Linked DNA regions of Homo sapiens: region 2 is linked to region 1. Evidence: read pairs that join two places in POLR2A ChIA-PET (ENCODE). Cell type or tissue: A673. All regions are shown on one strand.

Region 1 (8,000 bases):
CTTCAAAAGCCAGTTTGGTGGTTTCTTACAAAACTAAACATATTCTTACCATACTATCTAATAGTCACACTCTTTGGTATTTACCCAAAGGAGTTGAAAACTTATATCTGCACAAAAACCTGCACACAGGTGTTTATAGAAGATTTGTTTATAATTGCCAACACTTGGGAATGACCAAGATGTCCTTTAGCAGGTGAATGGATAAATAAGCTATGGTACGTCCAGCAATGGAATATTACTCAGTGCTAAGAAGAAGTGAACTAGCAAGTCATGAAAAGACATGGAGGAAACTTAAATGCATATTATTAAGTAAAAGAAACAAGTCTGGAAAAAGGCTATATATCATATTATTCCAACTACATGACATTCTGTAAAAGGAAAAAGTATGGAGACAATAAAAAGATAAGTGGTTGCCAGGGATTGGCTGGGGGGAGGAGGGAAGAATAGGAGGAGCACAGGGGATTTTAGGGCAGTGAAACTACTATGTATGATACTATAATGGTGAATACATGTCATTTTACATTTGTCCAAACCCATAGAACTGCAACACCAAGAATGAACTCTAATGAAAATGATGGACTTTCTGTGATAATGATGTAACAATATAGGTTCAATTATAGCAAAGGTACCACTCTGGTGGGGGATGTTGATGGAAAAGGCTATGTATGTGTGGGGACAGGGGATCTGTGGGAAGTCTTTCTACCTGCCGCTCAATTTTGTGGTAAACCTAAAACTGCTCTAAAAAGTAAAGTCTATTACAATGATTTTTACAAAGTAAAGGGTAACACAAATGTTAATTCTTGTTGTGATTGTTAAAATCTGACAGCCTGCCTGAAAAATAGTTTCCTATGGACAGTGCTTCATGTGCAGCGTATTTTCTACTAATATTCATGTTTATAATTCTTCTGCAATTTTATTTAGACTTGGATGGATAGAAGCAAAACATGGCAGCTTTCTCACAGATCCTAGCAGCTGATGGGCAGAGGTTAATTTGTCTGTGCATGGACACATTAGCTTGTCACATCTGCTATTAATTGCAAACAGATATATTAGTCTAATTAAACATTGCAAGGAACTGACCTAAATTGTTCAATGCCTGTTGCTATATTGACTCCACATTAGCACACGTCTGGCTACATGCTTATCCTTGCTATACTGATATGAAGTAGCAGTCTCAACTCTACAGCTAGTAACAGTTCTTGCAGTCATCACTGCTGGTATGTTAACTATGCTTGAAAAGAAAAAATAAAACTCATGTGACATAATCATGTGAATTTGATGCTGAACTACAGCCATTTCTACCCCATTGCCTTGACCAAGAGCACTTTCAAATACTTATTTTTTGTGGCAGCTGTCTAAGTGAGTTGCAGTCATTCTAATTTTGGAGCTCATTATTAGGACAAACAGTTGTGGTACATCAATAGCCCATCAGAATTAATTAAACAGGGAACAGCAACTGAATGTTCATCAGATCATTCTTAAGCAATCGGGGCAGAGGCTATATCTCTCTACTCAGACTTGAGACTGGCTTATTTTGTGCTTGCACATGGGACATGTTTAGTGATGACCAGATAGAAAATGTTTCCATGTGGCAAGTATATAAATAACAGAAGCACAGAAATTGGGTGCAGTTTTGGAATCAATTACCAATGTGCATTTCTTTCTTTAATTTTTATCAGTATTAAATTCCCTATTACAGCTGTATTGGCATATCTTTCCTTCCCTGCATTTGAATGTCTCCCCCCACTTCCCAACTTAGAAGTCCCACTTGGTGCCCACAGCGGTGTCCAACATCTAGGTACTCAGTAAATACTGACTGCATGAAAAAAATTGAGGAAACTGGTGTGAAGGAATTTTTCAATTACTAAAAGCAAACTTTTAAAAAGATAGGAAAGACAATAGTATTTTTTAAACAAAAAGATTTAGTAAAGTCAAATTTTAGAATGGCATAAGCAGGTTTTCATCAATCCTTCCAACAGTTGACATATAAGTCTTTGAATTGACACTCATGAATGTCGGAAGGTGAGGGTACACTGTACCTACCATCTTGCCAAATCCTGGTATCCCTATGGAAAACAGTCTTCCTGAGCCTGCAAGAGTACCTAAGATGGGATCCTTACAGACAGTCTTTCCTGCAAGCACTGAAGAGCTTTGCAGGCAAAGAGCAATTAAATTCTCTATCTCCTTTCACCTTTTTCCTGTATTATTTAGTATAGTAGCTTGGGCACTTGGAAATAAATGTGCTTTGCATGCTTCTCCTAACAGATTGAACAGTAGGTATGCTGAAAGATTGACGCAATGGGCCTCTGGTACTGGAAACTGAGATGCTGCAATATTGCTTTAGGAACCGTCCACTGGCTTCTCTTTAATTCTGGACTTGACATTATCTCGGCAGCATCTGGTCTCCCCTGCCTTAGTCTAAGCTTATTGGCATAACTCTTCATGATTCAAGCAATGGGCTTGCATTTTTATCTTGATAGAGGGATGAGATATAGGAGACTGAATTCAGGAATGGAAACCAATAGCTGTTTAAGAATATCTGCTTTAAAAAAAAAAAAATTCCCCCCCACCCCCACTTTTCCCCCTAAGCTACAACTCTGAAATCAGAAAGACTCTTGTTGCATATGAGTATGGTTTCATCTTTTGTGATGGGAAAATTCACTCATTTTTCATTCAATAAACACAAGAATCGGCGGCCCCAAGATGAACTAGAAATGGTCCTTGCTGTTGAGGAGCTCATAGTCTATAGAGAAGTTGAGGAAGATATCTTGATAGTGAGTAATTAGAGGAAAGAATATATAAAGCACAAGGAGGGGAGCATTGATTCTCTCTAAGGCAAGAAGAGTCTGTTGGGAAGGCTTCACATAGAAGGTGATACAGGAGCGAGTTATTGAAGAGACCTACTGCCTTTTAATTGGGAATACTTAAGGAGTCAAGGAATATTAGTATCAAATTTTATTTATTAATTCAAGTACCCAATAAATAGTTATTGATGTCTACTGTATGCTTGTCACCATTCTAGCAATAGGGTTGTCACAGTGAAGAGAAAGACCAAGTCTCTATGTTGTGGACCTTAAATTTTAGTTGAGGAGACAGTCAATTAGCAAATAAATATCTAAAGTGTCAGGCAAGGATAAACACTATAAAGAAGAATAAGAAGCAGAGCAAAGGATAAAGAACAATGATGATGGTGGCGGCACATTTTGCTTTCTTGTGTTGAGTAGATATGGAAAGCCTGACTAGGACGAGATGATGTTTGGGGAGAGAGCTGAAGGAGTATCATGGAGAGTCATGTGGGTGTCTGGGAGAAGATCATTCCAGGTAGAAGTTGACTCTGTCCAGTTTTTCAACATTAGCAAGAATTAAAGAGCTGTGTTTCAGAGAGAGAGAGAGAGTGTGTGTGTGTATTTAACAATTCCACAAAGTGGATACTTTAATATCCCCACTTTACAGATGAGAAAAATAACTTGCTAAGTCCTATCAAGAGCCTTGTCCAGGGTCATAGGGTAACTAGGGTGACTTCTCCAGGTCTTCGTTTAGGGCTTAGCATTTTTTTTCACAATTGGTACAATCTGATGCTAATTGGTAATTCTGTGAGCCTCAGGAGTCTAGGCTATACCTGTATTTTCCCCTAAAGTAATAGTTTCCAAGCCTGATTGAACACATTTGCTCCCAATTTTTAAAATTACACATTTAAAAAATATAGATACCAAGACCCCATCTCAGAAATTCTGGTTCAACAGATATGGGGAGAGACCTGGGTATCTAGCTCCTCCAGGTAGACTCTCACCCAGCTCTCCCAGATTTGAGAACCACTGTTTTAAAAGTACTTCTCACACTTTAAGGCACATAAAACTCACCTGGGGCTCTTGTTAAAATGCAAATTTAAATTCAGTAGGTCTTAGGCTGCCAGTGCTCTGTTTCTAATAAGCCAGAGCTGCTGGTCCTTGGCCACAGTCTTAGTAGAAAGGTTCCATGCCTCAGTGTCAATAACGGAACTGGGCCAGCTCACTGGGATATGGGCAATGAGAAACAGTTCAAATCCCAGTACAGAAGTATGGAGAAGGGCAATTCATCCCACCTCTGCTGTCTGTCTAGTGTTCACAGAGGTTCCTCAGAACCCAGTCCTCTGTTCCCATGAGAGCTGGAGGATAGAGCAGTTCTGAGTGGGGCATGAGCAGTAGTGAGGGAGGCATGTGAAGCTCTGTCTTAGTGGGACAAGTTGGGGGTCTCGACGTAAGCATTCTTGGATCATTCTCCTCCCTCTCTACCCAACCAGTGTACCTCTGCTGTGTGTTGAAAAAAATCCCACCTGATCCAGGAAATCTTCCTGCCTGCTTCCTACCTGGACCCGCCACTATCCATTTACCCTCAGGGCCCTTCATCATGACTACTTTCTCCTTTATTGTTACCTGCTTTATGTGAGTCATTCTAATTTCTCCAATGAGATTATAAACTCTGCAAGGCTGGGGCACTCACAGGAAGCTGAATTAATGGTAAGAAGCATAAAACCTTGACGTTAGAAAAAGCTCATGAAATTCAATTTCTCTCTTAGGCTGAAATTATGTCTACAATTCTCAACAAAAATAATTATCCAGTCCCCTGCCCGAATAGTGCCAATTCTGGAAAGCTCACTTCTTTATGAATTGCTTAATTTAAAAAACCCAAACTCACAGAATTGAAAGCTGGCTTTTCTCATTTTTTTCATTGGTAGCCAAGAAGATGAGAAATAATGATACATAAAAAATATTTTAAGTGCTTAAAATACACTAGGTCCTGTTGTAAATTTTGTGTAGTTTATTTCATTTAATCTTCACAACAATCTTATAAGGCAGATATTATCATTAACACCCCTCATCCGCACACACAGGGAGAGAGAAAGGTCAAGTAAATTGTTCCAAGGGCATATAGCTCTAGAGAGTGGAGAAGCCAAGATTCAAAGCAGACAGCCTGACTGCAGAGAATATACTGTCTGAATATGGCATATGGTCATCCTAGAAAATCAATCTATTTTATCCATTGTTTGCATGCGGAAAGTCAAGGCCACCCAAGGGGAAATTATGTCTTACTTAAGGGAAATCTCTTTTTTACTTCAGCTGTCCATCATGTGTTGGGTAAGTCAGACCACTCACTAAATTAGACTTTGTGGTCTGAAATGGTGTTGGAAACCCTAGGACAGTTCTAGAGTTTTCTAGTTAGGAGTGATGGGAGGGGGAGAAATCCTTGATCTGATCTTTTGGTTTCCAGTTAATTAAAGTTGCACTGATCCTGCAAAATAGAAATGGGCTTCCAGTTGGCCAGTACCCAGCTCAGAACAATCCATTGATTACCATTAAACTTCGAATCAAATCCAAATTCCTTATCATGGTCTACAGGACCCTACATGAACTAGACAAGTCTCCAGGTTCATTGACCCAGACATCCATAACATCTGTGGGACCCAGACGAGAGGTAAAAGTTGAAAATCATATATCTAAATACTAAAAATTATAAATTAAGCTAATAAACTGTTAAATATGTTCTATTCTCCTACTCAGGAAAATGTACCTTTCTAATAACAAAAACAGAAAAAGCACATGTGAAGCTATGATTTTTGGTTTTTATGTAACTGAAGGGCTGCAAAATATCAGATAACTGAATTTAATGATTATTGCACATGTCTAGGTGTTTAATAAAATTAAAGGATTAAAGTACTTTTCTATATTTCAAGGGTTAGTTTTTTCTAAAATAGTCAATATTGTTTATTACAATTAAAAGGCAAATGCAAATTATAATTGACTATCCAAATTTTAAATAAAATTAGAAAAGAAAGCTGAAATATTATTTAATCTTTTGAAAATTCAAAAATAACAGATGCTAGTGAGATAGTGGAGAAAAGAGAACACTTATACACTGCTGGTGGCTGTGTAAATTAATTCAGCCATTGCGGAAAGTACTGTGGTGATTTCTCAAAGAACTTAAAACAGAATTATCATTCAACCCAGCAACCGTATTATTGGGTATATACCCAAAGGAATACAAATCATTCGACTGAAAAGACACATGCCTATATATGTTCATTGCAGCACTATGCACAATAGTGAAGACATGGAATTAACCTAAATGCCCATCTATGGTAGACTAGATAAAGAAAATGTGGTACATATATACCATGGAATACTATGCAGCCATACAAAGGAATGAGATCATGTCCTTTGGAGCAACATGGGTGGAGTTAGAGGTCATTATCCTAGGCAAACCAACAAAGGGACAGAAAACCAAATAGCACATGTTCTCACTTTTAAGTGGGATCTAAACAATGAGAATACATGGACACTATGAGGGGAACAATAGACACTGGGGCCTACTTGAGGGTGGAGGGTGGGAGGAGAGAGATGATCAGAAAAAATATCTATTGGGTACTATACTTATTACCTGGGTGACAAAATAATTTACACACCAAACCTCTGTGACACTCAGTTTACCTATATAACAAAGTTGCAGATGTACCCCTGAACCTAAAAGTTAAAAAAAGAAAACTCAATTAAATATTTTTAATATTTTTATAATGTAAAATATGCACAATTCTAGAGCTTAGTGTTTATCTAGTTGTCTCAGTATTGCACTTCATACCTATCACATCCAGACCTATATACAGACAAACTTGAGATAAATATGTACTGTTTAGTATTGTAAAATGTTCCTCAGCTTCCATATGTAACTGTTGCCAATACCACCCTAATTTGTGAACACTGCTAGCGCTGGGAAATGGAATGGAAAGAGAAGCAAGAACATCAACAATCTGAGAAACAATTTTCATTATGCAAAAATCAATTGTATTTATGCTTTCTTAGGATTTGACAAGTTAATTAGTTTGTCTTTTTTTTAAGCTAAAGTGCTTTCATGTCTATAAACCTCACTCACTGCATTCCAAACCTGTGTGTCAGCACAGCGAACCTCCAACCCTGGCATTCAGACACAGTTGCCTTTTGTTTTGAGCATGTAAGTCAAGACATATGGACAATTCCCTGGAACCTGGAGAGAGTGAGTCATGAGGGCAGCTGTTTAAAACTGCAGGTTGTGATGTAACCAGAGCAAATCGCCAGCTTCTGCATGATAGACACCCATGTGCCTGCCATTTGTGTATGTATATGTTTGTGATCTACAAGTCTTTTTAAAACAGAGGCCAAAGGCAGGAGCCCCTTTTGCCTAGTGTAAAGGGGACATTGCTCTGTCCTCACTGTTTTTCAAACACATGCAGGAGTACCCTGCTTTCAGGCCTTTGTACTTGCTCACTTCATTGTGAAAGCCCTGCCGCCATAACTTCGCATCATTTTGCTCTCTTACTTCATCAGGTCTCTGCTCAAATATCTTCCCTTCCAGGTGCCACCATGGCCACTCTATCTAAAATAGCACTCCTTTAAAAATATTGCTCTATGCATTTATTATTAGCTTTACTAATGCAGAAAAAGGAAAGAAAAAGCTCGTAAACACTACGCAAGACACATTACAGGGAAAAAAAGTGACTGAAATGGATTGACAGTGTCCTAGGTTCTTGAGGGATGCATTTCTCGGGGAGGTAGACCTCTAATTCCTGGTGGAGGGGAGGGAGTCTAATTCCTGTATTATATATTTCAAGATAGCTAGAAGAGAGGATTTTGAATGATCTTTTCACAAAGAAATTGTAAGTGTTTGAGGTGATGGATATGATAATTACCCTGATTTGATCATTACACTATGTATAAATATATTCAAACATCACACTGTGTCCCATAAATATGTCCAATTATTATGTGTCCACTAAAAATAAAATAAAACTTAAAAATAAGTAAAATAGTACTCCTGCTGCCATCATTACCTTGCCGTGTTTTGCATTTCTTCGTAGCCCTTATTAATTGCTGAAATTACATTACATATCTGTCTCCCTCACCATGTGCAAGTTATCTGAAGAACGAAACCTTGTCTCTCTTTTCATGGCTATATCTCTGGTGCCTAGAGGTATTATTGAGATATATATCTGG
Region 2 (8,000 bases), 110 kb after region 1:
AAGTGTTCACTTATGCTGTATAGAAAAGGATTTCCATGTGACAGATGGAAAATTTCAAACTACAAAAGTGACCTGAAAATTGCACAGAGCACTTACTAACCGCTGATGGGTCTCAGCCATGAATAATTATTGATCTGTGGGTCTGGAAATTGGGTAGTTAATGCTAGGAAGGGTGCAAAATACACATTTTAGGAGAAAGTAGATAATTTTTGTGTTTCCAATCTATGTGGTCACATTTTAAGTATTTGCCACTGTATGTTTCTTTTAAAAAGAAAACAACGTAGTTACTTTTTATATGTCAAAAGATAACAATTGATAATGTGCATCAGTTTTAAGAAAATCTCCTATTTTGTCCTTGTTACACCATTGGCTAGAGCAGCCACTAGAAAAATAGAGAGCTAACTAAATTTTTAGAGAGAAACCAGCGTTGAGATGTATATTAAGGTAGAGAAGCCCCTTTCCCTTAAATTGTATATGAAATACTTGCCTGGAACTTTTCATCACTCTCCCCATGTTTAATGGAATATTCAGTACCCAAAAGCACTAAAAACATATCATCTATTGTTTCTGTGTCTAGTGATATGAATATAATAAGAATGAAACCCAACTAATCATATAGCATAGAAGAAGGAAAACCAGCATTTCCCATGTACCTACTATGCATGAGGCATCATGCTAGGATAAGAGTAACTCCAAGCCTGCTGTGAGGAGTAAATCAAACAATGGGTATAAAGAACATAGAACAACAACATATGTTTAGCAGAGATTTAATACATTTTACTTATTTATATCAGGTAATGCGTGTTTCTTTTCTTTTCTTTTTTAAAGTTACAACAACTTTGTTATTTAATACTGAAACATGTTTCTCATTCCCTGTTAATACAGTAATTAGCCCAAAATTCAAACATTACAGAAAGAAAAAAGGGAAAAAGCAAATGTCTCCCAAAACCAGCCACCATCAGCATTTTGTTGACGATTCTTGCATACCCATCTCTTCCTCTACACTCACGCATATATAAGTTTACATAGTGGCATCTTACTTCTTATGCATTTTGTTATCTGACTTTTGAATTCAACAGCATGTCCTGGTGTTTGCAAGGTAGACATCATTATTTTCATTCAGGGGAGTTGAGAAATTTAAGGCTCAGAGAGGTTGTGCACACCTTCCCAAGGTCAGTCATTTTGCTACCAAGGGAGAAAAGCTAAAATTTGAATTTTAATCTAACTAATCCAAACCCATGCTCTTTCCACACAAAGAAGTAACATAGAGTAATTGCAAATTTCCCTTAAGAAAAATTCAATTGTACACAAATTTACTTATATAAACCTTTTTAGCAACTTGTTTCCAGTACATATGAATGGCAAGCTAGTCCTGTTGGGAGTAATTTTAAAAAGAGAAACTGGGGTTTGGGAATAGAAAGGGGAGGTAAAACAGATGGCAAAAAAAGGAGAAGATTTTGCACTGTGGCCTTGGGAAAGATAAGGGAAGATGAAGGGAAATCATTCCAACCTTAGAACTGTGCCTTTCTCTGAGGAGGGAGCCACAACGTGTTGAGGAGGGCAAAGCCGCAACAGGAGCCTAGGCGAGAAGTTAACATTTGCAGACCTAAGCAATCTATTTCCAGGGGCGTTTCGGGAGAGAAGAGCACTAAATACTTCCTCGGCAGAGAACAATTGAGGGTCTCCAATGCCTTTCCCATCTCAGGCAGTCAAGTCTCTGCTTCTGACTCCACTGAAAAGACTGGAAGGAGCATCAAAGAAGAGGAGCTCCAGCCATAAAATCAAAAAAGCATGAAACATTTGGTTGGAGGATGAGAAAGACACATAAAAATTCTTGTTAGCATGCATATTACCTTTAATTAATATTTATCTCTACCTTTAAACATGCTTATTAGCATGCATATTGGAGTACAACAAATTGGCAACCACCAGTTTTCAGGAGAGCTATCTTGAAAAGTTTCAATTAAGCTAAACATGGCAAGGGAAATAAATGTACATGTATTATTACTAATTTAGTGTGAGAAAAGTCACCAACTGACTATATTTGGTGTTTATTTCTGCAGTTAAATTTTCCTTTTAGAAATATATTTATAGGAGATTTTATATGAATATTTCTGACCTTTGTCTTCATTCTATTTTCCCCCTTAAGGTCTTCATTTCCTCAAAAGTGAATTCTCTCACCGCAGGAGTTTTCCAGATCCTTTCTCACTTCCCTGTATTAGCCAGCCACTTACACTGAAATAATGACATGGAAGGACAGGAAAAGATGGGACAACCTATTTTCCTTTCAGCCCTTCCTTACTCATTAGTAAGCCAAAGGTAGAAAGCACTAATAAAATGTGCTCATATTAAGAAGTGAAAGAAGATAAAACAGTTGACCTAATTCAGTGCTAGGTTTCCACTGTTCTGGTTAGAACAAAATATATATGTATGCATGAACTAACAAATACAATCTGTGAAGTTTTAGTGATTCTGCACACATGTTAAATGTTCTTATATTTAATTTAAAATGGGCATTGCACACTTGATTTTCAATCTAAGATATTCTATCGCTAGTTTATTACTTTGGGCAAGTTATCTAAAAATCTGTGATCCTATATTCTGTCTTTAAAATGAAAGTAATAATATTTACTTTCCAGTGTTTCAGTGTGAATAACTGAGATACTCTAAGTAGTAGTTATTGATCTCAACAATCATTTATTTGGCTTCTAATATATGCCAGAGCATTTGAAATTCAAAATAAAATATAGTTTCTGACCTCAAGAAATTCATCATTCAATGGAAGAGACAAGATTATATACATATAATTAGAATGAGATGTAGAAGTGCCAATAGAGGTAGGTGCAAAACACTAGGGAAAAAAGAAAAGCATCATTCTGGTGGATGGGTGAGGTTTCTCCAGGTAGACAAGATGGGTAGTTGTTCCCATCAGCAGGAAGGGCGGTGAAAAGACATGATGTGGTGCAGCAACATGGCTCGCTGAACAGCCAAGAGGAGGTGGAAGAGGCAACAAGAAATGGGCTCCAGGGCCTGATCACATTCACCTGGTAAGAAATTTGAATTTCTATTGCAGTTTGTCTCTTAAATATGATCTTTCTCTGATACACCATGATCAACTGGTTTGCAAAATAAGAACTTTGTATCACCCAACTGAATTTTCCTGGTGGACAGATTTTCCAGATTTCTAAAGAATGGGTGTTTGACCATAAAGTAGCTGGTATCCTCTGTATTGTCATCAACCCTGACACAGAAATTCACAAGGAATAACAGCATCTAGAATTTTCTGTTCAGGCTATTTATAGAACAAAACCAGAGCAGTTATAGGAGTTATGTTATTCACCCAGGATGACATCCCAATTCATTCATTCACTCATCTTGCAAAGGTTGCCTGGCCCTGCTCAGGCTGCAGGGTGGGGCTGACATGCCCCCACCTCCAGATGTCGAGCTGCTTCATAATCACCGCAGTGGCACCTCACACTGTCCCATTAGAGAGGCGCGTGCAGCCCGCTTGTTGGGCATGTTGATGCAAGCTTGGGAAGGAAAACATAATTCACTTTTGCCAGTGACAGAAATGTTAACACTTACTTGAAATAGCTGATAATCTGACACAGGAGAGTTAAAGGATTACTGTATTTCATTTGGCTAATAAGAAAAGCTGTTTAAAAGCCATGTTAAAAAGACTTAATGTATGGTGACTGAGCATTGCTTTAATGTATTCTGTGTCATCAACTATTAGAATGATTTTCCCCTCTTATATTGCCATAGATTTTAGCCTCTTTTCTCTGGGAAGAAATAATAGAAAGCAGCATCCATTCAACAGAGACTTTCCAAAGAAACATTCATTCTATAAGTATTTCTTGAGCACCTACTGTGTGCCATTCACCACACTAGGCATTTGGGGTTCAAGGTCTCAGACTTCTCAACAAGGGCATGTTTTTTGGAAAGAATTGATGGGGGAAGACAGTGGACAAAAGATATTGAAAAATCCTGTTTGGGATTTAGTTGATATATGAAATAATCTTATTTAACTCTCATTTACTAGATGAGGAAACTGAGGCCTAGATGCCAAGTGACTTAGGGACGGGGCATGGCTAATTAGTGGGAAACCCTGGCCTGGATCCATGATCTTTTGCTTCTCATTTTGATGCTGGAGCACAATCTCCTGCAGTCACAAGAAAGAACTATGAAAGGATGTGTTTGCAGCAGGGCAAGAAGCCCAGTAAAGCAAAATCCCACGGGGCTCCAGAGTCCCTCAGCATCCACAAGGAGCACTACAGTCCATGACAAAGATGCCTTCAGTTCTGTCCACACTACTCAAGAACAGGCTGCTTCACCCTCTTGCACTGGAGGGTTGCCCTCTTTCTGGTGGTTTCTCCTGGCCCAGTGCCCCTTCTTGCTATCCAGGGCACTTTCAGCACAGAAGACATTATCAGGAAATAGATACATTCCCCCACCCCCACCTCACCAGTCAGCAAAATTGCTCTTTCTACAGCTGAAATACTCAGGTCTAAAGCCAAGCAACTTCCTTCCTTCCTTCCTTTCTCTCTCTCACTTGCTCTTTCTTTCTTTCCTTCTTTCTTTCTTTCTTTCTTCCTTCCTTCTTTCCTTCCTTCCTTTCTTTCTTTCATTCTTTCTTTCTATTTCTCCTTCTTACCTTTTAGTGTGTGCCTCATATTCAAGGTACCAGGTACCATTCCTCCTTCTCAGGACTTGGAGCTCCCTATCTCCCTGAGGTCTTGAGATCCAAAGGCAACATGACTCCATTCTCAGATAAGACAGAAAAACTTCTCCCCAAACCCTTGGGATCCTTACTCCCCCACAATGGCAGGGTTGTGTGTTCCTTCGCCAAAAGATTACTATTGCAGGGGTTAAAACTGACAAGGGAACCTGGAAACTAATGCAAATGCTTAGTGGTTCCCCCTTCTGCCTGCCCTAATTTTTAGGTGAGTGTGGCCCACCTTGGTGACAACAAGGAGCAGGAAGCAATTGATGTGGTTAATGCATTAGAGCCACCTCAAATCAGCGTTCTTTCATACAGAGGTGATCACAAGCAGTGGCCACACAGGTTAAGCCATGTGGATCTACAGACACCTCATTTACTTTTACTACAATGTCAGAAATTCCTGAGATTATGGGCTCAGTAAATTGATCTAAATAATTCAAGATTATTATTCCCGTAATTCTATTCTTCACCTGCTGCATAAACTAAATTCTTCTTTACATCCTCCCCTAAATTGGACCTAACCATCCCCTAAATTGGACATTAAAAACCACGTGTTTTCCCACCCTTAATTTTTGTTTGCTGCATTTACAAAAGGCATTCTTTGTTGTAATTTCATTGACATAAGGAGTTTCATTACCTTCACCACTCCATGTATCTGGCACAGCTTCCTTTTGGATCAGCTTTGCCCTTGACCCACCTCACTCCTGAGGTCCCAAAAAGGCAAACACACTCGTGTCTCCCACTCATTGCGTTGTCTGTCACACCCACTGCCTCACATAAATTCACTAACTTAGCATATCATGTTCCTGTGAAACAAATTAATACATTTCCCCCCTCCCACAAAAGAGGTTTACTTCTAATCAATCTTAAGAAATACTAATAATCTTAACACTATAAAATCTCTATCGTTTATGATGTACTTACCATGGGCCAGGCCTGGTGCTAAATGCCTTATATGTATTACCATGGTTAATTCTCACAATAATAATAATAAAATGAAATAATTATTTTTATTTCACAAATGAGGCTCAATGAGGTTGGGTAAATTATCCAAAGTTATTCCAGTTATAATTATTTACACCGATCTTCAAATCTAGGTCCTTGTGACTCAAAGCCCACTGGTTTATCAGTTCCCCCTAGCTTAACTTCTAATTTGTTCTCCTGGAGCACTGCACAGAAGTCAAAATACTTGGTTCTGAGTGGTGAGCCTTGGTCATTAACCCTGATTCTCAGAGAAGTTGACATTTTCCAGATTCTACAGTCTCTGTGCCTTTGCAGCCCGCCTTCCTGGGAAAGAGAATGTTTAGTTCTCAGAATTTTTGTTCCAATTAAGTAAAGCCATGGTTGTGTCTTTTAGAAATTGAAAAACAAAACAAAATTCTATCTATAGTATTTGGATGAACCAGCTAAGTTGAAGGTACATTTTATCCTGGAAAGAGAGGGATAGAGTTGGCGTTAGAAGACTTTCATTCATTTACCAGCTCCACCATTGAGTATTTTTGTGATCTTGATCTTTCTGACCTCAATTTCCTCATCTGTGGAAGGGGAGAATATTGCCCTTCTCCAAGAATCCTCAGGAGGATTTAAGGAGACCCTGCTTGAGAAGGCTCTGGGCACAGTGCCTGGCATGTCATCTGATGATGTTCTTGTTGGTTTCGTTTGAGTCTTAATTTATCTGAATTTCCCTGGGATATCTATTTAAGAGCAAGTAAAATCTGAAATCAGATCCTGATCTCTTTACATGTTCTTCCCTAGGCTTCATAAATTAATAAAATGTTACATTTATCAGCATTCTTTAAACCCCTACATCTGTATTACATGCATATCACAAAGTATGTGGTTAAAAAAAAAAAGATGTCTCCCCTCCTTATCCTTTGGGTCTTCTCCTTGAATTAACCCCTGTTTGAAAATACTGGAAGCTAAATGTGAATAAAAAATACAAAGTTCACCAAACTAGAACTCAGGTCAGTGTTCAGGAAACAAAATCTTGCTTTATTGATACCTACAGAAAATTCCTGGGATATTCACAGCTATTCTCAGTGCTTGCTACATCACAGAAATGCCTGTGATCCTCTGACCTTTTGATCAATTGCTCGCCTATCATCTAACATCTTCTGCTAAGTGAAGAGCAGGGTATCCCTAAGAGTAGGTATTAATTATTAATATGTATTAATAATACATTGCATTACCCTTTCACTGGAGTGGAGGCTTTTGGATCTAGTCAAGTTTTATAAATTTTTGTCAATTTGAATAGGCATGGCATTTTTCAATAAATCATTGCAGTCTGGATCAGTTTACCCCATGCAACCTCCAGTCAATTGCCCAGGAAAGAGAAATGCCTGAGTGGAGATATAATGTTTTTGTTCATTTCAAATCTATTCCATCTATTTTTTTCTAAAAACAGCACTCAAGTTTTGCTGGAAGTTCTGCCTGAGCTTAGCCTATCCACGTGGATCAATTAAACAAACTGATTCTTCCTCTGTCCTCAGAGGTGGGCATTTGACCCAGAACTAGCCAATTAGCATGCAGCATTCCACTGGTTCAGTGATGGGCATGTGACCCAATCAGAACCAATCAGAACTAATCCCAAGACCTCCCCCTGAGCTTGGTTCCTCATCTGAGAGAAAGAGAGTGAGAGAGAGAGAGAGTGTGTGTGTGTGCGTGCGCGTGTGTGTATGTGTGTGTGTGTGTGTGTGAAGGGATGTTGACAGAGGGGGACACATTTTATGTGGGCCCATGTTAGAAAGATTGGGAAGGAAGAAAATAATGAGCGTGATCCTTTCCTTAAAATTATGAAGAATTATTTCTTGAAAGATCATTGCTACCATTTATGGAAGACTTTAATCTGTGCTAGGCAGCTGTACTAAATACTTTATATCAATTATCTCATTTAATTCTCACAACTGCGTGAGCTAGATTGTACTATTATTATGCACATTTTAACATTTTATGCAATAAGCAACTTGCCCAAAGTCACACAGCAAGGAAGTGAGAGAGTCAGGATTTAAACCTAGATCTGTCCTTCACTAACGCCCAGCTCTTCCTCTGAATAAATCGGTTACTTGCCAATCTAATTGACAGTGTACAAAGGGCTCCTAAATTTCCCATGATGTGGACTTGTTAAATCAAGTTTATGTTAGATGAGAAGGGAAACAATGTTTGTCACTTTATTCTCATGGGAACTGAAATATTTTGATCATTGTACTTTCACAATGGGCGTTTGAAAGAAACAAATATGCAGATCAAGGCCTGTGTTCCTTCTAGCCAAACTGGCTTC

The links. ChIA-PET counts read pairs that join two places held together with the same protein. Peaks named below come from ENCODE experiments on the same cell type or tissue, not always from the same donor. Only the 100,000 strongest peaks of a DNase experiment are listed, where the experiment ranks them.
Region 2: POLR2A ChIA-PET joins it to region 1 with 12 read pairs; 3 of 35 experiments call an interaction of 5 or more read pairs at or near these places.

What each region holds. Positions count from the first base shown.
Region 1 is chr1:90,402,331-90,410,330 of GRCh38, reverse strand. No RefSeq gene overlaps it. Among named protein-coding and RNA genes, the nearest start is that of LINC02787, 140 kb to the left of the region's middle. RefSeq lists a silencer at 6,912-7,112. In A673, no CTCF peak of the experiment used is centred here; a DNase peak (open chromatin) is centred at 6,970.
Region 2 is chr1:90,291,987-90,299,986 of GRCh38, reverse strand. It overlaps LOC107985088 (a long non-coding RNA gene), which reads left to right. Exons shown (of 6, transcript XR_001738146.3): 1 at 1-3,047. Among named protein-coding and RNA genes, the nearest start is that of LINC02787, 250 kb to the left of the region's middle. In A673, a CTCF peak has its summit at 4,250; DNase peaks (open chromatin) are centred at 4,236 and 7,846; H3K27ac peaks cover 1,333 bases.